2 separate regions of the Homo sapiens genome follow, and region 2 is linked to region 1. A link is an interaction called in ENCODE POLR2A ChIA-PET data of the cell type or tissue named here. Cell type or tissue: PC-9. All regions are shown on one strand. Each heading gives the region's core, and the rest is flanking DNA. Links, peaks and the distances in the headings are about the cores only. Region 1 has its middle 140 kb from the start of UCHL1. Region 2 has its middle 83 kb from the start of LIMCH1.

Evidence for each region. ChIA-PET counts read pairs that join two places held together with the same protein. Peaks named below come from ENCODE experiments on the same cell type or tissue, not always from the same donor. Only the 100,000 strongest peaks of a DNase experiment are listed, where the experiment ranks them.
Region 2: POLR2A ChIA-PET joins it to region 1 with 11 read pairs; 5 of 35 experiments call an interaction of 5 or more read pairs at or near these places.

Annotation. Positions count from the first base shown.
Region 1 is chr4:41,388,096-41,403,658 of GRCh38, forward strand. It overlaps a transcript of LIMCH1 not described here and the pseudogene RPL12P20. Among named protein-coding and RNA genes, the nearest start is that of UCHL1, 140 kb to the left of the region's middle. In PC-9, for the core only: no CTCF peak of the experiment used is centred there; a DNase peak (open chromatin) is centred at 6,616; H3K27ac peaks cover 1,678 bases.
Region 2 is chr4:41,447,331-41,462,893 of GRCh38, forward strand. It overlaps a transcript of LIMCH1 not described here. Among named protein-coding and RNA genes, the nearest start is that of LIMCH1, 83 kb to the right of the region's middle. In PC-9, for the core only: no CTCF peak of the experiment used is centred there; no DNase peak of the experiment used is centred there; H3K27ac peaks cover 451 bases.

The DNA.
Region 1 (15,563 bases), core at 3,394-11,393:
CAAGACTCTCAAAAGAAAAGTTAACTTACCACAGACCCAGCAATTCTACTTTTAGGTAGCTACCTTAGAGAATTGAAAACATATGTGCCTACAATAACTTGCTCATGAATGTTCCTAGAAGCATTATTCATAATAGCCCAAAAGTGGAAACAGCCCAAATGTCTATGAACTGGTGAAAGAATAAAGGTGGTATATCCATACAATGGAATACTCTACTGTTTGACAGTTAAAAGGAATGAACTACCAAACCTCAAAAACATTATGCTAAGTGAAAGAAACCAGATGCGAAAGACTGTACATTGTGTTATTCCATTTATATGTGATGTCCAGAAAAGGCAGATCTATAGAGACAGAAAACAGAGTTGCCTGGGCTGCAGATGGGTGTAACCATTAACTGCTCATGGGCAGGAGGAATCTATTGGGGATGTTGGAAATAGTCTAAAACGCATTTGTAGTGATGGTTGCACAATTCTATAAATTCACTAAAACTTATGGAATTGGACTTTTACAATGGGTGAATTTTGCAGTATGCAGGCTATGCATCCATTAAGCTTTTTTGTTTTTGAGACAGAGTTTCACTCTTGTCACCCAGGCTGGAGTGCAATGGCACGATCTTGGCTCACTGCAACCTCCGCCTCCCGGGTTCAAGTGATTCTTCTGCCTCAGCTTCCCGAGTAGCTGGGATTACAGGCACCTGCCACCACGCCCAACTAATTTTTATATTTTTAATAGAGATGGGGTTTTGCCATGTTGACCAGGCTGGTCTCGAACTCCAGACCTCAGGTGATCCACCCGCCTCGGCCTCCCAAAGTGCTGGGATTACAGGCGTGAGCCACTGCACCCAGCCCATAAAGCTGTTTTTTTAAACATAATGAATGGTATTTGATTATTAAAACATTGAAAAGGAAATTGGTAAGATATCTATAGTACTTTTGTGTTTTTTGGCTGGGAGGTGGCCAGAGTGCAACTTTCTTTGGTCATCTCATATCCTGGTTCCTCTGACACCAGCTGCCTCTCCCATACCACCTAAGTTTGACCCCAGTGAGATCAAGGTCGTATATCTGAGGTGAACCAGTGGCAAAATCAGAGCCACATCTACCCCTGGCCTCTAAGATCAGCCCCCTGGGTCTTTCCCCATCAAGGTTGGTGAGGACATTGCTAAGGCAACCAGTGGTTGGAAATGTCTGAGGATTACAGTGAAACTGATAAGGCCCAATTTGAGGTGGTACCTTATACCTCTGCCCTCGTCATCAAAGCACTCAAGAAACCATCAACAGATGGAAATAGAAAAATAAACTCAGTAGAAATATCACTTTTGATGAGATTGTCAGCATTGCCTGACAAATGTGGCACTGATCTTTAGCCAGAGAACTCTCTGGAATCATTACAGAGATCCTGGGGACTGCCCCGTCTGTGGGCCGCAGTTGTTGATGGCTACCACCCTCATGACTTCATAGATGACATCAACAATGACATGGTGGAATGCACAGCTCGTTAAGTACAGAGGAAAATATTTCAGTGAAGATCATTTGACAACCAACCAACCAACCAAACAAACAAAAGGACATCAACAGAAGTTCCCAACCTGCCTGCTCATCAGAATCTTTTGGGAAATAAAATTAAATAAAAAAAGAGTCCTGGGCCTGACCTCAGCCTTAGGATTCCTGTTTTCAATGATCTTCCTAGATCATTGGCTAGTCAGGTTGGAAACCACTGCTTTTTGTGAGCCATTGCTCCAGATCCTGAACTATTCTGAAAAATACCAAGACAGACGTAGTCAATAGGTGCTTATTTCACCTTCCCTTCTGGTGTGAGCTAAATAGATGTCAAATCCCCTGGCTCCCCATGGTTTACCTTGAAAGCCTTTCTTCTCCTACTTAAAGCTAGACTTGGTGCTTCTCTGCATTCACCTTAAGGAATTGACTCACTGCAGAAGCATCAGCAGCACCATTTTTTTTTTAACTGGAGAGACAAGAAAGTATTAGCTACAGAGCACATGACATTCCTGCTCTCCCAAGTTCTAGGTGTCCCTTCCTGTGACCCTTCTGCCATCTTGCTGTCCTGTGCCTCTCACTCCACTACTTTCTGAAGCTTGGGTGACCCTGTGTGGTCCAATCTTCTGCTCTACCTGCATCTCTCTCAGGGAGAGAGAGAGAGAGAGAGAGAGAGAGAGAGAGAGCGAGAGCGCTCCTCATGCTGGGGAGCCTCTCTGCCTCCCTGGAATTCCGGGGAGTACAGTTTTCTTTATCTTGTTGATGAGTTACTGTTTGTTTCTTCTGTGTTTATGTGTTCTGCTTAGTTCAACTCAACTCATCAAATACTTCTCATGTAGTGCGTAAGGTCTGCCATGCGTGGTGTGCAATGTTACCAAGGGATGCATTATTAGATGGCATCAAGGCACCTAGGCTTTGGCAATTAGGGTTGCCAGATTTAGCAAAGAAAAATACATGATGCCCAGTTAGATTTGAATTTCAAAAGAATAACAAATTTTTTATTGTAAACATATCACTTTATCTGAAATTAGAATCTAACGTTGTATCCTCTATTTCATTGGACATTCCTAAAGTTTCCATCAGACCTGGTTTTCCTTTTGGCTTTTCCACTTGAATAGTTAGGTACTCAGTAGGTTACTTAACATCTCTAAACTTTGGTTTCCTTATCTGAAAATTAGGGCAAATATTACCTGTAAGTGTGGGCTTCCTTCCTTCTCAGTGGACTCCAAGCTCATGGGGAACAGTGGTTAGCCCTCTGTGCCAAGTTTAGAACTTATGCTTACATTTTATTGTCTGAAATATAATCAGATGGCCACACCTAGCTCTAAGAGTGGCTTGGATATGGTCCTTATTCTGGGCAGCCACGTGCCTAAAGTACCAATTAGGGATTCTCTTATGTGGGAAGAACTCGGGAGCAATTAACAGTGTTTGCCACACACTTTTTTTTCTGTCTACAATACTGTTAAATAAATGCTATTGATTAAACACATTTAATAGAATAAAGGCCACTACCCAGTTGCAACAAATCAAGAAATTGTTTGGATCACTGCCAAGGATATAGAGTAGGGGATTATTCTTGGATTCAACTCACTAGCTGACCTGTCCTGCCATATTGGAAAAATATTTTAATCCTTAAGTGCTCTAGTTTCTTCATTTGTGTGAAGCCTATGTTGACTGGGGTCACAGACATAATTACATCATATAGCTGGTTGCTGATCCAATTGTTGGCAATTTCAAAACGTGCCACCTGGATTTTATATACCTTCTATTTTCTTGGTGACTAAGTTAAAGTAGAGGTGGATTTTTGCAGAAATTAGGTTCTAACGTCAGCACATAGAACAAACATTGTGTGTAGTTAAAATTACTGAATGTGGGCTGATATAGTGACTCATTTTTAACAGACAGACTAGGGGAAGGGAAAAATAATAACTTTACAGTGGAGAAATCTGGCAGACACCACCTTATCAAGTATTCAAGATGAACCTTCCCAACAAGTCATGGTGCTTCTGAAGAGCACTTCATCTCTGTGGTATTCTTCTCCCAAATCTATGCCCCAGATTAATCATGACATAGCATCAGACAAGCCCAAATTGAGGGACATTCTACAAAGTATCCAACCAAGCACCCTTCAAAAGTGTCAAGGTCGTAAAAAGCAAGCAAAGACTGAGAAGCTATCACAGATTGATGGAGACTAAGGGGTCATGATAACTAAATACAATATGGACATTAGTGGAAAAACTGGTGAAATCCAAGTAAATTCTGTAGTTAATAGTGTTGTACCAATGTCAATTTCTTAGTTTTGATAAATGCACTATGGTTAGATAAGATGTTAATATTAGAGGAAGCTGGATAAAGAACATATGAGAACTCTCTTTGCAACTTTTCTTAAATCTAAAGTTATTCCAAAATAATTTTTTTAAACTACTCCTGAAATTCTCTTGAAAATGCCCTATGTTGTGAATGAGAACCATGTGATACCTTGAAAGAAGATTAACATGTCAGGTTTTCTTCCAGCATTAGGGCAGATTACTGTTTTCTTAATAGGTATTTAACATGAATTTTTCTGGTGCTGGTAATACAGCAGTGAGAAAACAGTTAAAAAAATCTCTGCCCTCCTAGAGCTTACATTCTAGTAGGGATGTAATAAAAGAAATAAGCAAAATGTATTATCTGTAAAATAGTATTAAGTGCTATGGAAAAAATAAAGCAGGAAAGAAAGTATTGGAGGGTTGATAAAAGTTTAGAGGTCTAAAGATGTCCTCCCTAAGAAGATGACTTTAATGTAAAGACATGAAGGAAGTGAGAAAAAGAGCCACATCAGACAAACTCAATGGATATTTTGGAGAAAAGCATTCCAGATAGAGGAAATAGTGTGTGCAAAGGCCCTGAGACAGCACTTGCCTGGTATAACTGAAGAACAGCAAGGGATGCTGTTTGCTTACTTGAACCACAGATAGAGTAGCTAGTTTTCATTTGGAGTCATGTTGTAGGAAAAATGTGTGTCTTTGAATTAAACTCAGCTTGGTGAGTTACTTACATTATGAGAGGCATGTGGGAACTCCACCTGATTGAAGGGGCAGTCTTCTTCCATCTCATCTAGGGTCATATGCTTATCCAGTGAAATGGAAGGCTAAACTCTCCACACTATTGAAAATGTTATAGGCCAGGCGCAGTGGCTTACCCCTGTCATCCCAGCCTGTGGGAGGCCGAGGCAGGTGGATCACTTGAGGTCAGGAATTCGAGACCAGCCTGGGCAACATGGTGAAACCCCGTCTCTACAAAAAAATACAAAAATTAGCCTGGCATGGTGGTGCATGCCTATAGTCTCAGCTACTTGGGAGGCTGAGGCAGGAATCACTTGAATCTGGGAGGCGGAGGTTGCAGTGAGCCAAGATCGCGCCGCTGCACTCCAGCCTGGGTGAGAGAGCAAGACTCTGTCTCAAAAAAGAAAAAAGAAAATGTTATATATCTTTTATTTTTTGGTCGAGCACATGTAATTTATGTTGAATTTGTTAAAGGCAAAGAAAAGATGTTTACTTTATGTGCCAACTTTGTGATATGACTACAGAGCCCATTCATGATGAAGACATTGAGTGTTGCTAGGAAAGGTTGACTTACTCCTTGTTGGCTGCCTGTTGTCTCTGGCTTTCCTCGTTGAATGTGTACTCTCCTACCTGCTTGGGAGGAAGTGGCCAGGAGGAGTGTGCTGTGTCTTTTTTCCCTTTGGTAGACAATGTGGCTGCTGCTGCTGGTGGTAAATTATGATGGTTCTACTCTGCCCTTCATGAATGTCACTGTCACGGCAATAAAGTGTGCATTAGTAGAGCATGGGATTGTTGCATTTGGCTTTAGAATGTCCTTTGATAAAGAATTCCTTTATTATGGGTCCTAAAAGGCAATCTCTTTAAATGTACCTTTCAAACACTGGGCTAGTTATATAGATGTGTGTTCCAGTTACTCATGTATAGCTAGTTAGTCCCATGATGGAGACTATATGGCTGAAAGCCTGCTAGGAATAAAAGAAAATGAGAGTTTCTTCTACAGAATAGAGCATTATAGTTTCATTTGGAGCTTGAATATCTTATAACAAATACCATGGCTTTAAAGACATATAACAGAAGGAAAAACACTTTTATCTTTAACCTATAAAAATGTATCCCTCTTTTAATCATCTAGAATTGTATATATAAATATAAACTGTAAAATTAGAAAGACCTGAAGATACTTGAATAAAAAGAAATAAAAATTTCTTTTATTCAAAATGTATCTTTATCCTCTGGCTTAGACTTTTCCATCTTTAGGAGATGTATAAAATGGAACCCTTTCAATTGAATTATCTCAGGAACTCGTTTTACTGTGTCATTAGGAAAAATAACAACGGTTTGGGAATAACATAAAATATCCTTGTGTCTGAAGTATCTGGGTTTAAGTAGAAATTTTATATCATCTGGGGGCAACTTTTTATTTTTGGGATTGAGTTCTTTGTCTATGTAAACTTACTTTATGTAGTTTTAAAGTAACTACATAAAGAATTTTCCTTCCATTTCCGTAGTGTGCTAGGCCAAAATTGGTTCTGTTTTATGTATTATTGACAGTTTTGATTGAGTCCTACCATACCTTTCAGGGAAGATTGTTGAGGTGGTTGCTGTGGAACGTTAAGGAACGAACACTTTCCATAGGACCCTGCTTGTGGTATTCTGATAGAATCAGAAGTTAGATTCTTGGGTTACACTTAAACCCTTCCAATGAAAAGGACTTTTTATTATACTCTGAAATGAGAATGAAATATTCATTTGCTTGGAACCTGTTAAATTCTTAAATTTCATATAGGAGTTACAGAATAAAGACCTATTGTTGACTAAGGCTAATCTGAAAATCTCTATCATACTTCTCTGCAAGCTGTAAAAGCTGTGCAGCTGTACTCTGGGGCTTGGTATTTAAAACCTTTGGATTTCCTGAGATTGGTAGTGGGAAGGAGTGTAGAAGTGAAAATGCCAAGGAAATTACTGCTCTTCTTGATCGGGGATTGTAGGTACTTCTCTGACCTTTAATTCAAGATTCCTTATTATGAGTCACCTTAATGTTCCCCTGGAAATCACATGTTTTGGGGAACACCTAAATAGCTCTCTTCATTCTGTAATTGGGGAATATGTAGGGAAGGGTAGATTATTCATAGAGCATCTTTCGTGGTGGAGGAATCTGAGTGCTTGGAGGCCTTGCAGCAGGAAGTGGCATTTACAAATGGTGCTCAGAACAAGAACACTGCCTGTGTCCCTAGCCAAAAAGAAACTAAGGACCTAGCATGAGTTCCCATTAAAATCTGTGTGGACTGAGTCATTAAAGCTAAGTTAACGGCTTCACTTTTTTCTTTGGCCAAAAGGACAAGACATACTTCTTGATATCTGAGAAACTGAACTGCAGATGAATTTAAAGATAGTATTGGGGTGCCCAGTTTCTCTTAAAAAGAAAAAGGAGGGGAAAGAGAACAGGCTTGTCTATGTTGTATGGTTCTTCAAATGTTAATTTAAGCAAAATAATTTGATTTGACTCCTTGAAGCTTACCTTGGAGAACTATAATTTGATAGACTATTTTATATTTTTACAATAGATTTTCTTCATCAGCTAGACTAGTAGAAGTTAATTTTTTTTTTTTTTTTTTTTGAGATGGAGTTTCGCTCTTGTCACCCAGTCTGGAGGGCAGTGGCGCAATCTCGGCTCACTGCAACCTCCACCTCCCGGGTTCAAGCAGTTCTCCTGTCTCACCCTCCCAAGTAGCTGGGACTACAGGTGCCCACCCCTCCCACCCACCACACCTGGCTAATTTTTGTATTTTTAGTAGAGGTGGGGTTTCACCATGTTGACCAAGCTGGTCTCGAACTCCCGACCTCAAGTGATCCGCCCGCCTTGGCCTCCCAAAGTGCTGTGATTACAGGCATGAGCCACCGTGTCCGGCCGAATATTTTTAGTGATAGTATAATTGTGTTTACTTTTGGCCTCATGAGAGAAAGGAAAATATACTATTCTATTAAATACTTCTTGGTAGCTGGGTCTCAATTTTCCTGCTCTTAGGTCTGGGCATACTTTTATAAAAGTCTTGAGTGTATTTTTTTTCTATTATGGCTCCATGTCACCCCCATTCATTCATTCAGCAAATACTTATTGAGCATCTACTATATGTCAGGAACTTTTCTAGCTCCTGGGGAGCTAGCTCCTGCCTTCTGGGAACTTAGGTTCTAGAGGGTAAAGACAAAAAAGAGGCAAGAATGTATGTCAGACAGTGATAAGTGTCATGGAGAAAAATAAAGTAGGGCAGTGGAGATATGGATTATTTGGGGAAGGGAATGTGCTGTGTTTTAAGGTGATCAGGGACAGTCTTACTGAGAAGGTGACAGTGGGGCAGAGACCTGAAAGGAATGAGGGCGAAAGCCATAAGAACACCTGGGAGAAGAGCTCCCCGGTAATGGGAACAACAAGGGGAGCCAGGGTGGGGCTGTGAGTGAGGAGGAGCAGTAACAGAAGTCAGAGTGTTTGTGGGGCCGGATCTGTAGGATCTCATAGCCAAGAGAAGGATTTAGGATTTTTTTCCTGTGTGAGTTGCATCCTAATACGATTGTTGATATTTCTTCTGCCCAACCTCCTTCATTTTCCTATACCATTTCCAGTTGTTTCAACATGTAAACTTTGTTAAGGTTTCAAAAATAAACAGATATAACCCAAATAACAATGTATTAAATGCAAAAGATTGAAATCTGCATGTCTATTTCTACTAAACCTCTCTTCTTTATATGTGTCATTTGCTGGGGAAAGCAGCATTTGCTACTGACCTATTTAAATATGCTGAGCTCAGAGCCCTTCCCAGCCCAACAAGATGCACTTAACCCTCTGTGGGGATAGAAAGTTGATAGATTGTTTCGTGATTGTATTGTGCGGGTTTTTTTTTGTTTTGTTTTCTTTTGTTTGTTTGTTTGTTTTTGCACCTGACTTTGATATTTATCTGTGTCTGGGCATTTTTTAGAAAGTAAGCTCTGAAGGCCAGGTGCAGTGGCTCATGCCTGTAATCCCAGCGCTTTGGGAGGCCGAGGTGGGCAGATCACTTGAGGTCAGGAGTTCGAGACCAGCCTGGCCAACATGGTGAAACCCTGTCCCTACTAAAAATACAAAAACTAGCTCTGGGTGTGGTGGCAGGCACCTGTAATCCCAACTACTTGGGAGGGTAAGGCAGGAATCGCTTGAACCTGGGAGGCAGAGGTTGCAATGAGCCAAGTGGTGCCACTGCGCTTCAGCCTGGGTGACAGAGCAAGACTGTCTCAAAAAAAAAAATAAATAAATAAAAAGTCAGCAAGCTCTGAGAAGACAGGTATGTTTGGAGTATAATGGTTATTGTGATTGATTCCCTGACACCCAGTCCACCCCACTATGGTCATTTCAGTTGACTCCCTTATGTCAAGTCCCTCCTCCTAAGCCACTCATGGCATTCCTGTGCTCCTTGCTGGTTATTTATTAGTTAAGGATTGGGCCATTGGTTTGGTCATGGCTAATGTTGAGGGAGCTTCTATGAAGGATTTCCTTGCTTCTAAGAAAGACACGGAGAGAAGGTTGCCTTTCTTCCTTTGGTCATTGCTGTGTCTGGTTGTGATGCCTGGAATTGCTGCAGTTATTTTGCTACCCGCCTGAGAATGAAATTAGTATGTTCTGAGCTACAGGATTATCTAATTCTGGGTCCTTCTCACTTTGGGCTTTTTATGGCATGAGATATATATCCTCGTTGTTTGAGACAGGTTTATTTGTTTTGTTTACAGCTGAAAGCATCCTAACTGGTAAAGATGTATTAATTCCCTTCCTGAAGTTTTTTTTTCAGAATACGTTATATGGATTTACATGCAGTGTTTTTCAGTAATATTTAGCCCTATGGATTCCAAACTTACTGAAATGATTTAGCAGATTAGAGTGGGAATGTAGTGACATTAAGTTGCCCTTGTTAACATCTGGAGTTTTGTTTCATAAAAGCAGTATGAAAATTTTGTGTGTTTAAAGAGCTGAAAAGGAAAAATAAAAGAAGTACAGATACAGAAAAAAAAAACAAGGTTATTAGACTGTGTTGTTCAAATATTCTGTAGCTGTACTAATTTTCGTTGGCATATTTGTAATTGAATGTGCTGTACTGAAACCTCCCATTATGATGGTGACTTTGTCAATTTCTCCTTACAATCTTATCAGTCTGACATATGTATTGACATTTATATATTTATATTTCTCTAGATTATTTTCTTAGATGCGTAGAGTTTATAATGGTTATGTCTTTCTGGTGAATTACAATTTTTATATTATGTAAAAAAATAAAGAGCTGAAAAGACCTTTTAGACCATATTAATTTATTTTAATGATTGTACCCTGCTCTTTAAGTTAGCAACATCTGAACTATCAATAGTAGAAAAGAAAGGTAAATTATATGATACAAACCCATGTCCATGTACCAGATTCATCACAGCTATTCTTGCATGAGCCCAGATACTTTAAATTAAAAAAAAAGAAATGTTGAAGAACTTGGAATTCATCCCTTTATCCCATTCATTTATTAAGAGTTTTCTTTTTTTTTTTTAGTTTCTATTATTTTTATTTTATTTTTTATTATTATTATACTTTAAGTTTTAGGGTACATGTGCACAATGTGCAGGTTAGTTACATATATATACATGTGCCATGAGAAGAGTTTTCTCAAGCACAGGTAATCCTAGCAAATTGAGACATCAATATTTGAGGGTTTTAAGGTGGCCAGACTGTGGGCTCATCAATTTCCGTACTTTTCCGTCATCCAACTGAGTTTTGTGGGTGAATAATGTTACCATTTTATTTATTTTAAAGCAACATATTTGGTATTTTTTTTCTCACATATCTCTTTTTGTTCTTATAGAGGCTAGGAGTAGAACTTTGCTGTTCAAATGGGGAGTGAGCAGTAAAATTAAAAAGGTTGGCCAAGACCCTGGGAAAATGCGAACAGTGCGTGTCTTTTTTGCATCTGAACTGAAATCTGAGAGGTTCCTAGGTTCTGCACAAGGTAGCTTTGTGCATATTTCTCTGATTGCTGAGCCTGGAGTGAGCTACCTGACAGGCCTCTGATAATCAATTCCAAAGCACACACTGTTCTCTTTCAGCATCTTGTAGGGAAAGGTGGACAAAGAGTGTGAAATAAATATTCTCTTCCCAAGTCTCCCATCCCAAGTGTCTCTTTGAGGTGGGATACTGACGAAGACTTAAAAATACCCATCTCGCTTGCTCCCTCCCACATCCCTAAATACAACAAGCAGCAAACAACCCCAAATGCCTAACAGGAAGACAGTTCCTTTTTAATTTTGGCAAAATCTAGGAACTCTTTGTGTTGTGGTGTCCAGAAACATAAAAGGAGAATTCTATGAAAAGATTTCAGCTAATTAACATTTACAGGGTGCCCATTGCTGTGCCACCATGTGAGGTGTTATTTAAGCTTTGCAGAGGTAAATTAAAATGTGCTTTTTGTTGCCTTGCCTGCTTAAAGGGGAAAGCAGAGGCATGGGATGTTATTATAAAGTAAGGAGGTTGATTTTCATGTGAGGCCTAGTGCAAATCAGCCTGTTGTTTATTCTGAAAAGCATGCTGTTTTCTACAATTCAGACTTCATTATTTATTTGCTTGTTTCTTATATTAAGATTGCTCAGTGGCACAAATAAGGAAAAAAAAACCCATAAGAATAGAGAGGATGAAGGGGGCAGAGAAAAGGGAGGGAACTCAGAAGGTGAAGAAATATTGTGGTTTGCCTGAGGGAATCTGGGAAGTAAGGAGATGGAAGAAGTTGGGCGATCCTTTCAGTTAAAATAAGTGAAGACAGTTGTGGGTTAGGAGAAATAAGACTTTCTAGTTATGAAGATCTTACACATGTAACTGGTCAAATATTTTAGATTCTAGATGGACATTTCAAGAGAAGAGGTAATATAATGTAATAAAAATTTTGGCTAATGATTAATGACTGCTTAACATGTATGTGTTGAAACTGATGGAGAACAGGACTTTATATATATTACTCAGCTAACTTTACTTGTAACAATCCTATGAGGTGGATACTCTTTTTTTTTTTTTTTGAGATGGAGTCTTGCTCTTTCGCCAGGCTGGAGCGCAGTAGCGGGATCTCGGTGTACCTCAACCTCTGCCTCCTGGGTTCAAGTGATTCTCCTGCTTCAGCCTCCCGAGTAGCTGGGAGTGTGCCACCATGCCCGGCTAATTTTTTTTTTTTTTTGTATTTTTAGTAGAGATGGGGTTTCACCATGTTGGCCAGGATGGTCTTGATCTCCTGACCTCGTGATTCGCCCACCTCAGCCTCCCAAAGTGCTGGGATTACAGGCGTGAGCCACCGTGCCCGGCCGAGGTGGATACTCTTTTCATTTCCATTTTTTTTTTTTTGGTCTTTTTTTGAGGAGGAAACTGAAGCTTAGAGAGATTACATTTCCTAAAGTCTCAGCTGGTAAGTAATAAAACCAAGGTTTGGACCAAGACTGTGCCCCTAACGGCTATCCTATACTGTATCTGAATACTTGAGGAAATAAAATATACAACTGAAATTATTTTGCATTTTTTAAAGAAACAGTAGCAATAGGGGCATAGAATCTTAAAATTTAAAAGGTCTTAGAGGTCAGATTATAGAGAAAAAAATGGAAGTCCAGGGAGAGTTCCTAAACTGTGTCATGGGGTACCTTGGAAAATTTTTTACCTTTGTATTCAACTTCCCAAAAACCATAAAATGCATAATTTTCTCTGTCAATTTTTTTCCAGTTTTTTGTTCATTATGAATGTCGGGGAAGGTATCTATTTTAAATTGGACTCTGTCATAAGTAATGCTTGAAGAATTACATGTTGTGCTTGGCAATTTGCACTGCATGCAAAGCTGGAATGTAGGGAATTTTTCTGTTTTGTACTCTCTCTCTTATTATGTGTAGGGTAAGGAGAATGGAGCCCTAATGCAGTTTCTTTAGGAAGTGTAGTACACCACCAGTAGTTAAAATGATTATTATGCGGTAATGCCAAGGGCTGTAGAATAGAATTTAAACATTACTTGATGTTTTCTAGATAGATCTTAAAATAGATATCGATATAAAACAAACTGGAAGGTACAGAAAATTAATTTTAGAATGTCAATTCTGGATATATTTTGATGAGAATATGAGAAAGTAGCCACAAATCACACCGTGCACCATGAAATTTGCAACAGAAATTTCATAGCCAAATATATTTAAGTGTTCTTGGAGCCCGCTTTTTGTTTTATTAAAAAAGACCTATCCAAATTTGTTTGAGTTCATTGTAGATTCTGGATATTAGCCCTTTGTCAGATGAGTAGGTTGCGAAAATTTTCTCCCATTTTGTAGGTTGCCTGTTCACTCTGACGGTAGTTTCTTTTGCTGTGCAGAAGCTCTTTAGTTTAATTAGATCCCATTTGTCAATTTTGGCTTTTGTTGCCATTGCTTTTGGTGTTTTACACATGAAGTCCTTGCCCATGCCTATGTCTTGAATGCTAATGCCTAGGTTTTCTTCTAGGGTTTTTATGGTTTTAGGTCTAACGTTTAAGTTTTTAATCCACCTTGAATTAATTTTTGTATAAAGTGTAAGGAAGGGATCCAGTTTCAGCCTTCTACATATGGCTAGCCTGTTTTCCCAGCACCATTTATTAAATAGGGAATCCTTTCCCCACTGCTTGTTTTTCTCAGGTTTGTCAAAGATCAGATAGTTGTAGATATGCGGCGTTATTTCTGAGGGCTCTGTTCTGTTCCATTGATCTATATCTCTGTTTTGATACCAGTACCATGCTGTTTTGGTTACTGTAGCCTTGTAGTATGGTTTGAAGTCAGGTAGCATGATGCCTCCAGCTTTGTTCTTTTGGCTTAGGATTGACTTGGTGATGCGGGCTCTTTTTTGGTTTCATATGAACTTTAAAGTAGTTTTTTCCAATTCTGTGAAGAAAGTCATTGGTAGCTTGATGGGGATGGCATTGAATCTATAAATTACCTTGGGCAGTATGGCCATTTTCACGATATTGATTCTTCCTACCCATGAGCATGGAATGTTCTTCCATTTGTTTGTATCCTCTTTTATTTCATTGAGCAGTGGTTTGTAGTTCTCCTTGAAGAGGTCCTTCACATCCCTTGTAAGCTGGATTCCTAAGTATTTTATTCTATTTGTAGCAAGTGTGAATGGGAGTTCACTCATGATTTGGCTCTCTGTTTGTCTGTTATTGGTGTATAAGAATGCTTGTGATTTTTGCACATTGATTTTGTATCCTGAGACTTTGCTGAAGTTGCTTATGAGCTTAAGGAGATTTTGGGCTGAGACAGTGGGGTTTTCTAGATATACAATCGTGTCGTCTGCAAACAGGGACAATTTGACTTCCTGTTTTCCTAATTGAATACCCTTTATTTCCTTCCCCTGCCTAATTGCCCTGGCCAGAACTTCCAACACTAAGTTGAATAGGAGTGGTGAGAGAGGGCATCCCTGTCTTGTGCCAGTTTTCACAAATTTACAAGAAAAAAACAAACAACCCCATCAAAAAGTGGGCAAAGGATATGAACAGACACTTCTCAAAAGAAGACATTTATGCAGCCAAAAGACACATGAAAAATGCTCATCATCACTGGCCATCAGAGAAATGCAAATCAAAACCACAATGAGATACCATCTCACACCAGTTAGAATGGCAATCATTAAAAAGTCAGGAAACAACAGGTGCTGGAGAGGATGTGGAGAAATAGGAACACTTTTACACGGTTGGTGGGACTGTAAACTAGTTCAACCATTGTGGAAGTCAGTGTGGCGATTCCTCAGGGATCTAGAACTAGAAATACCATTTGACCCAGCCATCCCATTACTGGGTATATACCCAAAGGACTATAAATCATGCTGCTATAAAGACACATGCACACGTATGTTTATTGCGACACTATTCCCAATAGCAAAGACTTGGAACCAACCCAAATGTACAACAATGATAGACTGGATTAAGAAAATGTGGCACATATACACCATGGAATACTATGCAGCCATAAAAAATGATGAGTTCATGTCCTTTGTAGGGACATGGATGAAATTGGAAATCATCATTCTCAGTAAACTATCGCAAGGACAAAAAACCAAACACCGCATGTTCTCACTCATAGATGAGAATTGAACAATGAGAACACATGGACACAGGAAGGGGAACATCACACTCTGGGGACTGTTGTGGGGTGGGGGGAGGGGGGAGGAATAGCATTAGGAGATATAGCTAATGCTAAATGACAAGTTAATGGGTGCAGCACACCAGCATGGCACATGTATACATATGTAACTAACCTGCACATTGTGCACATGTACCCTAAAAGGTAAAGTATAATAATAAAAAAAAAGAAAAAAAAAGACCTATCCAAATGCTGAAAATGAAACTAGTAGGAATTATATAAAGATGAAATAACTTATATTGAGGATTTTACATAGTTATCACAACTTAGATATTTTTCTATTCAAAAAATAAAAAAGCCTAGTACCATATCTAGGAAAACAGACTAATGCTGTAAAAGTGCCTCAGCTATCCAATAGACATTTTATTACTAAAATTTCTCCTGGGGGTGGTGGGGGAAGATGGAATTTCCTGGTTGATTTATAGCATGGTATTTAAGATGCAAAGAACTATGTTGCTTTGTTTCATGGGACCCATCACGCCGGGCACGGTGGTTCACAACTGTAATCCCAGCAGTTTGGGAGGCTGAGGCAAGCGGATCACTTGAGCTCAGGAGTTCAAGACCAGCCTGGTCAACATGATGAAACCCTGTCTCTACTGAAAATACAAAAATTAGCCAGGGGTGGTGGCGCGTGTCTGTAATCCCAGCTATTCGGGAGGCTGAGGCAGGAGAATCGCTTGAACCCAGGAGGTGGAGGTTGCAGTGAGCTGAGATTGTGCCACTGCACTCCAGCCTGGGTGACACAGTGAGACTCAGTCTCAAGTAAATAAATAAATAAAATAAAATTAAGAGACCCATCAGTGTTTTGTGTTTGGTTACTCTCCAGTAATAACTTTGT
Region 2 (15,563 bases), core at 3,481-11,480, 59 kb after region 1:
TTGGTAAGTTGGGTTAAATACTGATATCTGCTTCTTTAACAGGATCACTGTTCTTGTCTATATCTGGAAAGAAGACAAACCTTGGGCAGCAAAATGCTGTTTTTATTATTAATGCAGTGATGTCAATCCAAACTAGATGACTGTGATTCATGGAATCTTCAAGGAAAACCAAATATTCTTTTTTAATAAAGTAATGGAGCTGGGAATTGCACATCTGCTCTTAAAAATCTGTTTTTCGTAATACAGAACATATGTTAATCGTCACATCTTTTATTAAACTGAAGGAAAATTCTTGTTGAGTAGATTAATTCTGGATCCTGAAAATGCGGGACCATGGAGACGAGAATATCGAGACAAATGTCTGTCTGTCTTACCAACTTACCTCTAGAACAGTGATTTTCACACTGCTGGATGTGACCTTCACGAGGGTAATGAAATCAAGCTAGTGGGTTGGGAGTAGCATTTTTTTTTCGTTTTTGAGACAGGGTCTCCCTCTGTCTCCCAGTCTGGAGTGCAGTGGCGCGATTTCCGCTGACTGCAACCTCTGCCTCCTGGGTTCAAGTGATTCTCCTGCATCAGCCTGCCTAGTAGCTGGGATTACAGGCATGCACCACCACGCCTGGCTAATTTTTGTGTTTTTAGTAGAAACATGGTTTTGCCATGTTGGCCAGGCTGGTCTCAAACTCCTGACCTCAGGTGATCTGCCTGCCTTGGCCTCCCAAAGTGCTGGGATTATAGGAGTGAGCCACCATGCCCAGCCTGGGAGTAACACTTTAAAAAAATGAAATGGAGTAGAAAATGCAGAGTAGAATGTAGGAGCTTTTGGGAGCTTTTGCATTATTGCTCTCTCTTGTGTGTCTACACAGAGGTGTCTGCAGTCATGATGTAGGAGGTAACTTTCCTGTATTTCTCCTAGAGCTTCAGCTTTAGGTTCGCTTTAGGTTGGTGGGACCAGCAAAATCCCACCCCAAATTGGAGAGGTCTGGCTGACTGGTTGAGGCTAGGGTGATGTCTGATTGAGAAGGCTCGAAGACTCAACCACAGCTTTTGAGTCTCTGATTCTGCAGTTACATTATACCTGCAGGTTCAGGGCCTGAGCTTGTCTGTTTCCTCACAGATATTTATCACAGTGCTCTCTCCTTGGCCTGCACTGACCCAAGAATCAGAAGCAGTATGTCAGTGCGTAAGGAAGCACAATTCATTAATTTTTTTTTTTTAAAGATTTTTTTGGTAACAGTTTTATTGAGAAATAATTCATATAACACACATTTTATCAATTTAAAATATGCAAATCATGCTTTTCAGTATATTCACAGAGCTGTGCAAGCATCACCCATATCAATTTTGGATTATTTTTATGACTTTGAAAGGAGACCTTGTACCCTTTAGTTATCATTTCCCAACCTTTCCTTTCTTGGGCTGAGGCTGTAGCGTCAGCGGACACCTCGAGAGAAAAGATGAACTTTGGCATCTGTAGGCTGATACGGTGGTCTCCAAACTTTCTTTATTTATTAAATATTCAGTAAAAAAGCTTTTGAGCATGTACCCCCAATTTACGTAGATGGAAATACATTTGTTGACTTCTATTTCAGGCTTTAAAAAAAGAAAATAAAACATTTGTAAATGATGTATGCCACTGTACTGATACAGTATTACATTATCAAACACACACAGAGTTCAGCACTTAGTAAAAAAAAAAAGCTGGTATTTTCTCCACACGCCCCTGTGACTCAGCCTCTGTGGGCCTCCCTCCCGTTTTGATGGCCTTCAGTTAGCGTATACAGGCCCAGTTTGGTCTGGGCTCAGCTGACCCCTGGACCTCTCTCTCTCATCCCCTGGCACCCTTCCAACCCACTCCTTGCTCTCTGGCCTTGCAGAACTCCAGGCAGTGCTCCCAGATGCTGGCTTTTCTCTCCCGATGACACCCCACTATCTTGACTTTCCCTCCACGTGGAATGTTCTCCCTGTCCCCGTCTTTCTGGCGAACTTGGTCTAATTCACACAGCATATGCCCAGGTTTACCTCTTCTGCTAGTTTTCCTTACTCTCTGAAGCCCAGCTAGATGGGCCTACCTCCTTTTCCCCTTAACAGCTATACCTGTTTATTGTAACAATATATTTATTTGTTTGTTTCCCATTTTAGGCCCCAGGGATTGGACTTGTACCTTGCTTACATTTTCTCCCCACCTTCTCTCTCTCTTACTTTCTTATTACAGCAGTGTTGATAAGTATATTCTCCCTTATACATGAATCTTTGCACTTTCCCGCATGTCTTCCTAGGGATAGATTCCTAGAATGTCGATGCCACTTTTTGGTCATAGTTAAAAAAATCCAGAAAAATGGATTGAGACCAGATTGTGAAGTAACTTGAACCTCAGATCTCCAAACATTAAAGCTTATTGATTGGGCACTAATCATATGAGTTTGCTAGAGCTGCTGTAACAAACTACCACCAAGTGGGTGGCTGGAACAACAGGATTTATCATCTCAGCAGTTCTGGAGGCTGGAAGTCCAAAAGCAGAGTGTTGGCAGGGTTGATGTCTTCTGAGGGCTGTGGGGAAGGATCTGTGCCAGGCTTCTTGGCCTTCTTCAGGTTCACCTGACATTCTCCCCATATGCCTGCCTGTGTACCCAGATTCCCCCTTTATGATGGCACCAGTCACATTGGATTAGAGGCCCACCTTATTCCAGTGTGACCTCATTGTAGCTTAACAAATTACATCTGTAATGACCCCATTTCCAGATAAGGTCACATTCTGAAGGTACTGGGGGTTACGACTTCATATGAGTTTGCAGAGTGGCGCACAATTCAGTCCATAACATTTGATTGACACACAATTAAAGTTATATATTATTAGGGAGATTTGATACACTTATAATGTCAAATCTTCCTAGTTAGGAACAAGATATATTTCTCTTTTTATTTAAGATTTATTTATATTTATTTCATCAAGTCAATTTTATAGATTTATTGGGTTTGGGGCCTTAGAAAGTTAGAATATTTGTAAAATGGGATCAGACCTGGAAGAATATGGGTAAATCACATTAGGGAAGGTAAGAGAATGGAGTGGGGTCACTGGCATATAGTTGGCACTTCATGAGCGTCTGTGGAGTAAATTTGCTGCATGAGTAGAGGGAATCAAAGTTAAAGAACATTTAATTTAGCAACGTAAAAGTTGTAGGGGATGATGGCCAGGTGTGGTGGCTCACACCTGTAATCCCAGCACTTTGGGAGGCTGAGGCGGGCGGATCACTTGAGGTCAGGAGTTCGCCTGGTCAATGTGGTGAAATCCCGTCTCTACTGAAAATACAAAAATTAGCTGGGCATGGTGGCGAGCAACTGTAGTCCCAGCTACTCAGGAGGCTGAGGCAGGAGAATTGTTTGAACCCGGTAGGCAGAGGTTGCAGTGAGCTGAGATCACACCACTTCACTCTAACCTGGGCCATAGAGCAAGACTCTCTCTCTCTCAAAAAAAAAAAAAAAAAAAAAAAAAGTTGTAGGGGATGTTGCTGTACAGTTTGGGTACTTACATACTTGAATTTGTCTAAGATTGTCCTTTATCAGGACAGATTGAGTTCTCAATTTGATAATTCCCTTTGTGTATATGGGTCATCATAGAGGAAGTGTAGAAGCTGAAATACTATTATGAGAAAAGACTGCATAAAATAAACTCATTACCACCAAGGTCTCCTTTTCCTTCTTTAGTCTTTAGAAATACAGATGATTGAAAATTTACATTACATGGAAAAAATAAGAAACACCCTAAAAGGGTAATTATTTTATTTTTATTTATTTATTTTTTGAGATGGAGTTTCACTCTTGGTGCCCAGGCTGGAGTGCAATGGCACGATCTTGGCTCACCGCAACCTCCGCCTCCCGGGTTCAAGCTATTCTCCTGCCTCAGCCTCCCGAGTAGCTGAGATTACAGGGATGTGCCACCACGCCTGGCTAATTTTTTTTTTTTTTTGTATTTTTGGTAGAGACAGGTTTTCTCCATGTTGGTCAGGCTGATCTCAAACTCCTGACCTCAGGTAATCTGCCTGCCTCGGCCTCCCAAAGTGCTGGGATTACAGGCATGAGCCACCGTGCCCGGCCCGAAAGGGTAATTATTTTAAAACACTTTTATTTTTATGGTCGAAAGAAGGCTCACAGATCCCCCGTCCTGCTATATTCTGTTGCATTTCCAACTCTTGAGAGTCTTTCCCACCCCCGGGACCTCTCCTCTCTCCCTTCTCCCCCATGGAGTGCTGGTTCAGGAATATTTGAGGATTGGCCTATTGTGCAAACACTCAACATTGCGTCTTTCATCTCAAATCCTACAGCTGAAAGCAGAAACATTTTAAATTTGAAAGAATGGGAAACCTTTGCAATTCACAGATTTGCAGTTCCTGGTTTCAAACACTTGCCTTGATGTTTGTTACTTTAGTTCTCAGTTAAAACCTCTACCTTCGGGGTAGCACTGTATGTTCAATTATTGCATTCTTTCCTTTCCTTTCGTCTTTTTTATTCTGCACAAAATTTCATCCCTTTAGCTAAGCTCCCACCTGCCCCATCTTCTTACCTTTTTTCCAGATGTCTCCATGCTGGGAAGCCTCTGCCAGTTGGACTTGTTTCTCAGGGGAGGCTTCATTCACCACTTTGCCTCCTCATAAGCCCTAGGCACGCTTTCTGGATAAACTCTTTCTTCTTTTCTTCTCAGGATCAAACAACTTAGTCCCCGCTTGGCTCTTCCCCTAGGCTCCAGCTCTAGTCTGTAGAGCCTCTCCCCACTGCCCTCCAGTATCATATTGAAAGAACTGACAAAAAGGCAAAAGCATGTTTTTGCTACTATGGCAACCATGCCCAGCCACATCTTCTCTCCTTTTTGAAGTTCCTTCCTTATTTTATTTATGTAAATTTATCAAATAAAGCTGAGCTTCATGTTTTTAACTGTTTCCAGCCCTCATTTGAAGACTTGGCCTTATTTCCTTTCATAAGCCTTCATTATAGCTGTTTGGTACATGGATTTCTTCATCACGGATACCTAGAATATTTTCCCTGCCAATGGCCCCTAGAGCACTTCATTGTCTCTGGATGTACAAGTCCCTGTGTGAGAGGTGGTCAGTCGCTTTTCAAAGTGATTATGCCAACTTATCCTTCTACCAGTGCTATATTTCAGTTTCAGTTCCCTGCATCCTCATCAACACTGGGCTTTGTTGTATTTTTTGATAATTGCCTTTATGATATTCTCCTAGCTCCCTGAACTTTGTCTTCTCATCATACTTGTTTAATGCCCTTGCCAGTCTGTAGACTCTAAGAGGCAGGGATAGTGCCTGTTTGTTCACCATTCCACTCTCAGGAGTTCCTGAAATCCAACACCTCCTTCCTTCTTCTGCACCGCAAGGCCAGTTTCACATGCCAAATCTTCTGCAAAGCCTTCCTCAATCCCTCAAAATCAGATGGCTCTTCCTTTTTTGGGGTCCTCTGTTGTTAATAGCAGTTTTTGTGCCTTTTTAATATTCACCATGTCTTATATCTAAATGTGTACTTTTCTGTTGCCCTCAATAGATTAGCTGGTTCTTGAGGGTGGAGAAGATCTTCCTCATCTTTGCAGCACCCACGGTACCGGTGCCATGTATGTTTTAGGTGCTTGATAAATATTTGAGTGAATACTTCAGTGCCTGCTGTGTTCTGGGAAATCATTCACACCCTTCTTACTTGATGATACTCAGTGCTGTTGCTGACACAAAGGATATGTACCTAACGTAGGTTGTTTATCGGTGGCCAGGTGGTGCTCTAGAAGGACTGCAGCAAACAAGAGGACTTTTCACCCCACACCTGCCCCAGTGCTGGGATTGTCCAACCTCTTCATCTTTGTCAGTGGGTTAGGGAAAAAATGGTAATTATGAGATACCGTATATATAGATACACACACACATATACAGTTGGCCCTTGAACAATGCAGGGATTATGGGCACTGAACCCCACCTAGTCAAAAATCTGTGTATAACTGTTGACTCTGCTCAAACTTAACTGCTAATAGCCCACTATTGACCAGAAGCCTTACTGATAACATAGTCAGTTAACATATATTTTGTATGTTATGTGTATTATATACTGTATTCTTACAATAAAGTAAGCTAAAGAAAAGAAAATGTTCTTTAGAAAATCATAAGGAAGAGGAAATATATTTACTATCCATTAAGTGGAAGTGGATCATCATAAAGTCTTTATCCTCATTGCCTTCACTTTCAGCAGGCTGAGGAGGAAGAGGAGGAGTTGGTCTTGTTGTTTCAGGGATGGCAGAGGCGGAAGAAAATTGACATGTAGCTGGACTCGTGAAGTTCAAACCTGTGTTATTCAAGGGTCAACTGCATGTATGTATTGATTTTGTGAGATTTCTGTTTATATCCTTTGCTCTTTTCTCTTTTGGGATATTTGTCTTGCTTGTATAACCTCTTCCTACATTAAAGGTATTAATACTCTCTCATGTCACTCACTTATTTGTTATCTAAAGCTTGTTTCTTAGGATGAATCTCCAGCCTGAGTGCCTCCATTTATCTCATTTCTCTGAAGGGAACAGTCTTTCTTTTTCCACGCTTCTGTTCGTTTTCCATCTGCCTCCCCTCTTCTACCCTTCTCTCCTTGCCCCGCCTCCTCCAACACTCTTACTCTGGTCAACACCAAGTCATCCTTCCTATCTAAGTTTAAATATCACTGCTTTGGAGAAGCCTATCTGGTCCTCCCCTCCTACTTCATGTCAATCAATCTCCCTGTGCCCTGTTATTCTCTTTCAATGCCCCCCACCCTCACCACATTCTCTCCCGTAAGTGCCTTCATGCTCCCTTCATGACCCTCACCATCATTAGCAGTTACATGCACATGTAATGTTTTTATCCACTGCTACAATGTAAATCTCTTCCAGGACTGGGATAAAATCTGGTAAATAAGGGAATGCGTAAATTAAACAGCCAAGTGATTCTCTTTGATCACTGTTTTATTAAACTAAAATGATTTCTGTTTCATTAGTTGGTAAAGAAATTGTTTAAAGACTTCCACTTGCACTCTGAAAAAAATTTTATGTTTGCTAATGGAAATTAATAAAAATGGAGTGTTTTTCAAATGGGTGGATGATGAGGGGGAGAGAGAGAGAGAGAGAGAGAGGGAGAGAGAGAGAATGTGCATCTGGGAGCTAAACTACTGCATATTTGAGAGTAGGTGTGGCCAGCTGTTCGTTCTGTGCTGGAGGATGCCGCACCCCTCCTGGTGTGTTTCCCCAAGCTCTGGGAGAAATCTGTAGCATTCAAACAGTCCCCTGAGTATGTGTCAAAGTAGTGTATCTAGTGGCAGTGCACATTTCACAGCTATTGCTAAAAGATAAAGCAGAGACGCAAGCTATGCAGGGCACGTCAACATTCACAGCAAGCTATTTTCTAGAAAGCACTTGTGAATCTGATCTGATTATTAGGCTGTTTTCAATGCATGGTAGGTATGGTTTAAGGGCAATCCAATGCTCAGTGGTGAGAAGATGAGAGATCGAAATCCTGACCTTCTCTGATTCTGCATTAAATGCTTTGATGGCACAGAAAATGTATACCTGAGAGTTTTATAGCTGTGCTTGTATGCGTACATGTGTGTGTGTGTGTGTGTGTGTGTGTGTGTGTGTGTGTTTGTGTGGTCAAATTTCATGAAGACATGCTTCTTTGACTGATTAGTTGGGGTTATTGACATGAATACCATAGATACAGTCATAAAATGTACTGTATTTCTCTATGGGTTTGAGTATTATAAATATTTATGTGTAGTTGATTCTCTAGAATGCAACTTTTCCAGATTAAAAGGAAAACAATAGCAGATCATTCTGAAATGAAGAAAGGGAGGCTGCTATCAATTATAGTGTTTAAAAGTATGGCTTTAGATAAAAGGATGATTTGTTATTTAATGTATCAAACAATATTGTGAGCAAATTCTGGTTGACCACATCTGGGTGTGTTCCCCTTAACTCTAAAAGGAGAGGGGTGAGCCAGGAGTGATTAGTTTGGAAACAGTCCAGGGGCAGAGAGGGTGGGGCTGGATTGTATGGAGTGGGGAGAAACACTGCTCAGCTGGGTTTTTACAAGTCAGAATGGGTATTTGAAGAGGACGCTGCTTTCATCCTGCTGGGTGCAAGGTCAGCTGCAGATGCTCTTTCATTGTTTCTTTCTAATCAGCTTCTAAGAATGTGGCTTAAACGCTCAGCTATTTCCAGGTGGTTGGCATCATTTATTGAGTTGTCTGCTAGAGTTATTTCATACGCTGCCTAAAATGACTCAAAAAACAAAAAAACAAAAAACAAAAAAACCCAAATAAAACAGCTGTATGGCAAACATGCTGATGAGGACCTCTGCATTTAGTTGCTTCGACTCAGCGCACAAGTTAATTTAATGTTTTGAGTTTGGTGACTTATTCAAATCCTAAATTGTTACTGCTGTAGTTAGTCTGTAATGTCAAGAGTCTTGTTAATCATGGTAGTTACATTAACCTGTTGTTAAAGAAAGACTCTTCGACCTCAGACAAGATATCCAATGGTGGTACCTTCTGACTTGATACTAACACATAAGAAATCTCTTGTTCCTTTAAAATGACTAGTAAAATTACTTACCTGGTTAGTGAATTTGCATTTCAACATTCTTTTATTTCCAATTTTATTTAACTCCTGGATGTGAGACACACTTTTTTTTGTTTGTTTGTTTTGTTTGTTTGTTTTTGCCTGCATGAGTTCTTGTAATACCAGTGAAACAGCTGGATCAGTATCTTTGATGGCAATAGTGAGTTTGTCAGTGAGACGATTTGGCCTACTGAGGTTGTAAAACTTACGACTCCATAGCTGCATGAGCTTTAATGGCCATTTTCCAGAAACATGGCTAGGTTTATATTTCTCACACAGCTTAAATTTTAGGTTTATGTCAATTTTTGTTTTTGGCCTCACCCTGGATAGTTTTATTTGCATCTTTGATGCAAATTTTCTCATTTTTCTTATTATGTTTGATTGTTTTGGGTGTGTGCGTGTGCATGTGTGTGATGTTTTCATGCCCAAAAGAGCAATTGCAAATTCCCTGGGTACACCAAGTAATATGCCTTGTCTTAAGCAACTAATCAGACAAAATTGCTTTTTTATCAGACTCATCTAGATTGAAAACAATACTGTATGCCCTTGACCATCTTCTTTGACCAGTGTTGCAGTTTTGACAGAGACGCTAAGGCAGAGGGAGGGAGGAGATGCTGCCTTTATCAATGGGCTGCTGCTTTATAACAAACCATCTGCTCTAGTTATTAGGTTGGTGCAAAATAATTGTGCTTTTTAGCATTACTTTCAATGGCAAAACAGTGGCTGAAAACAATGACAGCATTTGTTTCACTCACAGACCAGCAATTTGGTCAGAGTTCTGCAGGGCTAGCTTGTCTGTTCCACTCACTGTCAGCTGGGTCAGCTCAGAGGTTTGGGGCTGGAATCATCTGAAGCTTGTTTGCTCACATGTCTGGTGGTCGATGCTACAGGTCAGCTGAGACTTTAGCGAGACTGTCAACCACCATACCGACATGTGGCCTCTCCATGTGGCCCGGGCTCCCTCACAGTATGGGGGCTGAGTTTCAAGGTGTGAAGACAATATTCTCTTCCTATGTAAGAGCAGCAGTCTCTGTCACAGAGGCTAAGACCATCAGAGCTTGAGGGCACAAAGGGAAATTCTACTTGGAACCTGGCATATCAAACCTGAAAATTCAGAACTTATACTTTGGTTAGATACAGAGAAAATGCACGTGTGCTCTCTACAGTAGATGTAACAAATCTCTTGAGTTTATTAGATACATAGCTCTCAATTTAGACAAGTTTTCTGAAATATATACCTTAATTTCTCAATTGGCAATTAATTTCATCTTGCTTTCACAGTCTTACTGACATTATTCTGCTTGTAATAAATTTGATTATCTTGTTGAATAGGTATAGACAGTTTATTTTCTGGAGGCCTCTAGAAAGAGACCTTGAGGAGAATTATGGATTGATATTTTTATATAACGTAGGGAAATTATGTGGATTTTAACTGGGTCCATTATACCATTGGCTTGAGAGGTGATGTGATATTAATAAGAACTAACATTTTTTGAGCATTTTTTCTGTCCTAGGCACTGTTGTAAGTACTTTACATAAATTGCTCATTTAATCCTCCCAATAGTACTGAAGCAAGTAGTTTTATTATTTTTATTTTATAAGTGAAAAAACAGTGGCCCAGGGAGGCTAAGTAGCTTAGCCCAAATCATAGAGTCACTCAGTGCTGGGGCTGAGTTAGAACGTAGGCAGTGTGCAGTTTGGCTCTGGAGGCCACATCCCTAACGAAGGTGAAGGTAGACTTTGGACAAAGCCATGGCCTTTGACTTTCATTTCTTTTAAGAAATCACATGATGCTGCATTTGTGAACAGTTATGCAAATCCATTCAGAAAACATTTGCAAATCATCTGACTGGAGATTTAAAAAAAATCCTTGAAATAGCATCTTTGCCTTCAAAGACTTTGTTATTTAGTAAAGGTATTAAAATAAGAACATAACTAGACTATAAGGCAAATAATGGATAAATAGATGAGGAACTACGAAATGGGAAACCTCAGGGAAGGGCAAGAAAGAGAAAGATATTTTGAAAATAGGAGGCAATTAATAAGTATGTTGATAAGATGACTAAAACAGTATAATTGGATTGTTTGTAACACAAAGAAAGGATAAATGCTTGAGATGATGGACCCCATTTACCCTGATGTAATTATTATGCATCGTATGCTTGTATCAAAACTTCTTATGTACCTCATACACCTGCTATGTACCCACAAAATTTTTAAAAAAATGGATGCATAGTATCTCACTCGATGAAAGGAAGAACTTGTAACAAGCCAATCTCCTTCTTTTTGCACATTAATCTTGCTTCCAATTTATTTGCTACTACAAAATGATTAAAATGAGTGACTTGTAAAAAAACCAAATAAATATGTTGAAATTAAATCAAAGTTTGAACAGATCTTGAGAGGTACCTAGTAATTGAATAGGGGTGGAATAATACTAATCACATATGTGCAGGAAACAGCACATAGTTCAGTTTGGGTTTGGGCAAGGAGAGAGTAGGAGCCAAGGCTGGAAAGGTGAGTTAAAGATGGATTGTGGGCCAGGCGTGGTGGCTCATGCCTGTAATGCCAGCACTTTGGGAGGCAGAGGCGGCCAATCACGAGGTCAAGAGATCAAGACCATCCTGGCCAACATGGTGAAACCCCGTCTCTACTAAAAATACAAAAATTAGCTGGGCGTGGTGGCATGCACCTGTAATCCCAGCTACTCAGGAGGCTGAGGCAGGAGAATGGCGTGAACCTGGGGGGCGGAGGTTGCAGTAAGCTGAGATTGTGCCACTGCACTCCAGCCTGGTGACAGAATGAGACTCTGTCACCAAAAAAAAAAAAAAAAAAAAAATAGATTGTGAGTCCTTTCTTGAATATCAGGCTAAGGAAGCTGAACTCTTTCCTGAGACAATGGGAAGGAACTGACAGTGTTTAAATAGTGTACTTGAGTGGAATGACTTTGCATGAACTTATATGAACTTTTGAGGCATCCTGAGTCATTTAGTTGCTGTTCAACCTGCTGAAGTTGCTCTCTAAGCCTCATTATATTCAGTTATAAAATGGGAAAAATAATATTGATTTCATAGAGTTCTTATAAGGAACTAGGATATGCAAAACTGCCAATAACATGCTTGGCACTGTACAAGTTATGATTTCTGAGATACTTTTGTATCATTTACTATTTGGAAGATGAACATGCTGATTATGGCTGAGTTTCATGGCAGTAATTACAAGGATAAAGAGCTTAAAGAGGAAAATTTAGTTAGGATGGTGTATTAGTGTTCAGTAAGGAAAAGAAAAATCATTTTAGGTATTTCTTTGCCTCCCTCCTTCCTTCCTTCCCTCCCTCCCTCTGTCCCTTCCTTCCTTCTTTTTTGACAGGGTCTTGCTCTGTCACCCAGGCTGGAGTACAGCAGCTTCAACATGGCTCATTGCAGCCTCGACCTCCTGGGCTTAAGTAATTCTCCCACCTCAGCCTCCCAAGTAGCTGAGACCACAGGTGTGTGCCAATGCATCCAAATAATATTTTTAATTTTCTGTAAAGACGAGGTCTCACCCTGTTGCCCCAGCTGGTCTTGAACTTCTGGGCTCAAGCAGTCCTCCTGCCTCAGCCTCCCAAAGGGTTGGGATTATAGGTGTGAGCCACTGTGCACAGCCCATTTTAGGTATTTTAATGGAGGGAATTTAACAGAGGGAATTAGGTATGTGGATGGTATAAGGGCTAAGAACTAAACAGGAGGCAGGGAAGCAACCCAGAGATTAACAATAGCAAGAAGCTACCACTAACTACTCCTAGGGCTGAAGGGACTTAGGGAGGATATTTTTACCTCAGCCCAGAGACAGGGGCTGCTAAGTGGGAGCTAGAACCATGACGAAGCTTGCAGTAAGAGCTGCAATGTGGAGGAAGGTGCTGACCAGGGAAAGCTAGAGCATGGAGGAGAAATGACCATTGCTAGAGATGCCACCTGAGGCGAAGATAGGGAAGGGAAGATTTCCTGCCTTTTCCACACCTCCTGCCCCAGTCTTCGCCCAAGTCTCTCACTGATGGATGAATATCAGTGAGACTTTCTTACCTGGAAGCCGACTGTCAAGGGAGCCTGGGAAATTTAAGTTCCCTTTGATATAAAGCAGAGAGGGGGTGTGGGCAGTAGGATATGGATCTTAGAGTCAACAGACAGAGGATCGGCACAGATAGAATTCTAATTGACTATAAAAATCTGCACAGTCAATATGGTAGCCACTAGTCAGGTGTGACTATTTAACTTTAAATTGAAATAGTTGAATTAAAAATTCAGTTTCTCAGTGCACTAGCTGTATTACAAATACTCAATATTCACATGTGACTAGTGGCTACCATATTGCATAGCGCAGATGTAGAATATTTTGATCGTTGATCATGACATGCTACGTGAGCCCCAGGTTTGCTGGAACATCCTTCACCTATATTACACGTTGGCCTTGGTCTGTAGAATGAGGTGATGCATAGGTAAATTTGTTCCACTATAGTAATCATCTATATATATATATATATATATCTTATAATATCATGTTATAGATCTTAAATATACACAAAAAGATTTTTTTTAAGTTGTTTGTCAGTTTTAAGTAGAGATTTAGGTGTGTTGGTTATACGATTGATTCTCAGTGCTTTTCAGTATTTTTCTAATTACTCAAAGTAAAAATATAAATAATTTTTAAAGGCATAAAAGCCCGAAAGAGCCACCTGCTTTAATCATGAGTTCCTCTGCTAACCGTCAGCCCTCTCTTGGTTCATTTGGTGCCATTATGAGTGGTTGAGTAGCTGTGTCCCTTTGGCTTTTCCTCTTATAGAAAAGCCTTTTATTTCAGTGGGTGTAGTTGACGGATGTTCAGAGCCAGAGCGCCATGCATGCTGGCAAGGAAATGCCTGCTCTGATGAGCTTCCTGCTGTCCTCAGTTCCCCTGACTGTGGCAGGTGCTGCACATTGGCCCATTGGAAATTGCAGTTGTTTTTAATATTTTTTTAAAACAAATGATCTCCGACTGGCTCTGTTGCTCCTAATTTCCTTTATTTGTTGAACACTCAAGATGCAATAATCTGGTTTGTTTATAGTTTTGTGGAAATAGGAATAATGAACATTTATGTAGTGGTTATCCTATGCTAGTCCTTCTTCTAAACACCAGCACTTCCTAAGCACCTATTAATTTGTTGAATCTTCAGAGAAACATTCTGAGGTAGATACTGTTGTTACCTTCAATTTCAAATGAGCAAACGGAGGCAGAGAGTGTTTTAGTATGACTTGCTCATGGCTAGGAGGCAGCTGAACAGGGTTTCATAGGCTGCAGTCTGGCTGCAGAATCCATGCCGTTGGCCATGCTTCTCTCACTCGAGTCCTAGAATGCTGGATGCAGTTTGTTTGGGCTTATTTCTTCGATTGCTTAAAAACGACTAAAGAGGTTTTGCCTCATTTGATGGATGTTCTATTGTGAGTTGCACACTTTCTATTGTCTTTTACTTTAAAAAAGAAGAAGATAAAAAACATAAAATTATAGATGGTTTTTGAGAAGCTGAGGGTCCGTGGTCCCACTGGGCTGTTTGATACCTAATTTTGGCCTCAAATCTCTAGAGCACGAGTACAGTGTTAGCTTACTGATAACTCCCTTAGGACATCTGTGACAAACTGCCACAAAAATAATAAAAAAGAAGCAGGGTTTACTGGGGTTGTGTTGAGGGCCAGTGCCTGATTTCTGTTAGGTTCTTGAAAGCTTGGCAGTTTCCTGATGGCTAGAAGGCCTTAAAATTTTTTTGAGGATTTAGAATTGTGAAGGCCATCAGCAAAACATGAATCCAAGTGGCATTTCTCCCTCACATGTTGTCCCTTTGCTTTGCATGGAAATCATTACCTTAGTTTAAAAACATAAAAGAGAAAAATGCTCAGACCTAAGTAAGAGCGTAATGAAATGAGCATGTGCATCCCACAGCCCTTCATCAGGGCCTCACCCATGATTGATTGTTCTGCAGGACTATCTAAATCAGTAGCATGTTTTTGGACAGCTTGCAGAAGACCAACCTATTTAGCATTTTGGCCAGTGTTGCCAAAGGGGCTGCTGCTTGAAGTCTGCAAAGTTCTCTTTGTATGATAAATAATTATAAAGGGAACGGTCTACTTGAACATCTGGCTGATGGAAAGACTGACTTGAAATCAAGTGCTGAACTTTGAGTGCATCCAGCCCCAGCATCTGGTGTGGGGATACGATGGATTTGGGAGGGGGCAGTATGTTTGACATCTGTGTATTGGTCCTAGAATGTTCTTTTCAAGTTGTTTGTGCTGGTCCCAGTTGACTTGTATCCTGTAGGAAGTAAAAAGGCAACTGCAAAAAGGATTAATTAGATTCCATCTCTCTGGGAGAAAAATCTTTATTGGTAACTTACAGTTTGAGATGAGAGTTTTCATTGGTAATGTAACTTCTTATGGGTTTGATTTCCTCCTTGAATAGATTACAATCCAGGAGATATCTCAAGAAGAAAAAAGTTCTAACATCATGAAGGTTAAATGATAGAAGAAGAGAGGAAAAGAATCCCACAGGAATCATGAGAGCACTTGGCATAGAAAAGCAGAAGTAATTCAAACATAAACTTAAAAAAATGCTTTGAATCACATAGAAAAGCATACGTAAGTCATCAGTTGGTGCTAGATGTATCTTGAAATTTTGAACTTTTATACATAACATAAACTGAAAAGAGCACAAGTTTTATACCAATGACCCAAAACCACAAAGCAATTTACTTTTATTAACATTGGAGTAAATACCAGTGTTTGCTGGCTTGTGGCTTGGATATGAAACATAAAAGAGGAAAAGTCTGTTTGGCTTTTTTTCCCCCAAAAGTAACACAGCTGGCAAAAGGCAGGCATTTTACCTCACTTATAATTGTCTGGAAATTTAAAATAGACCTTTTATTTTTTTTTAA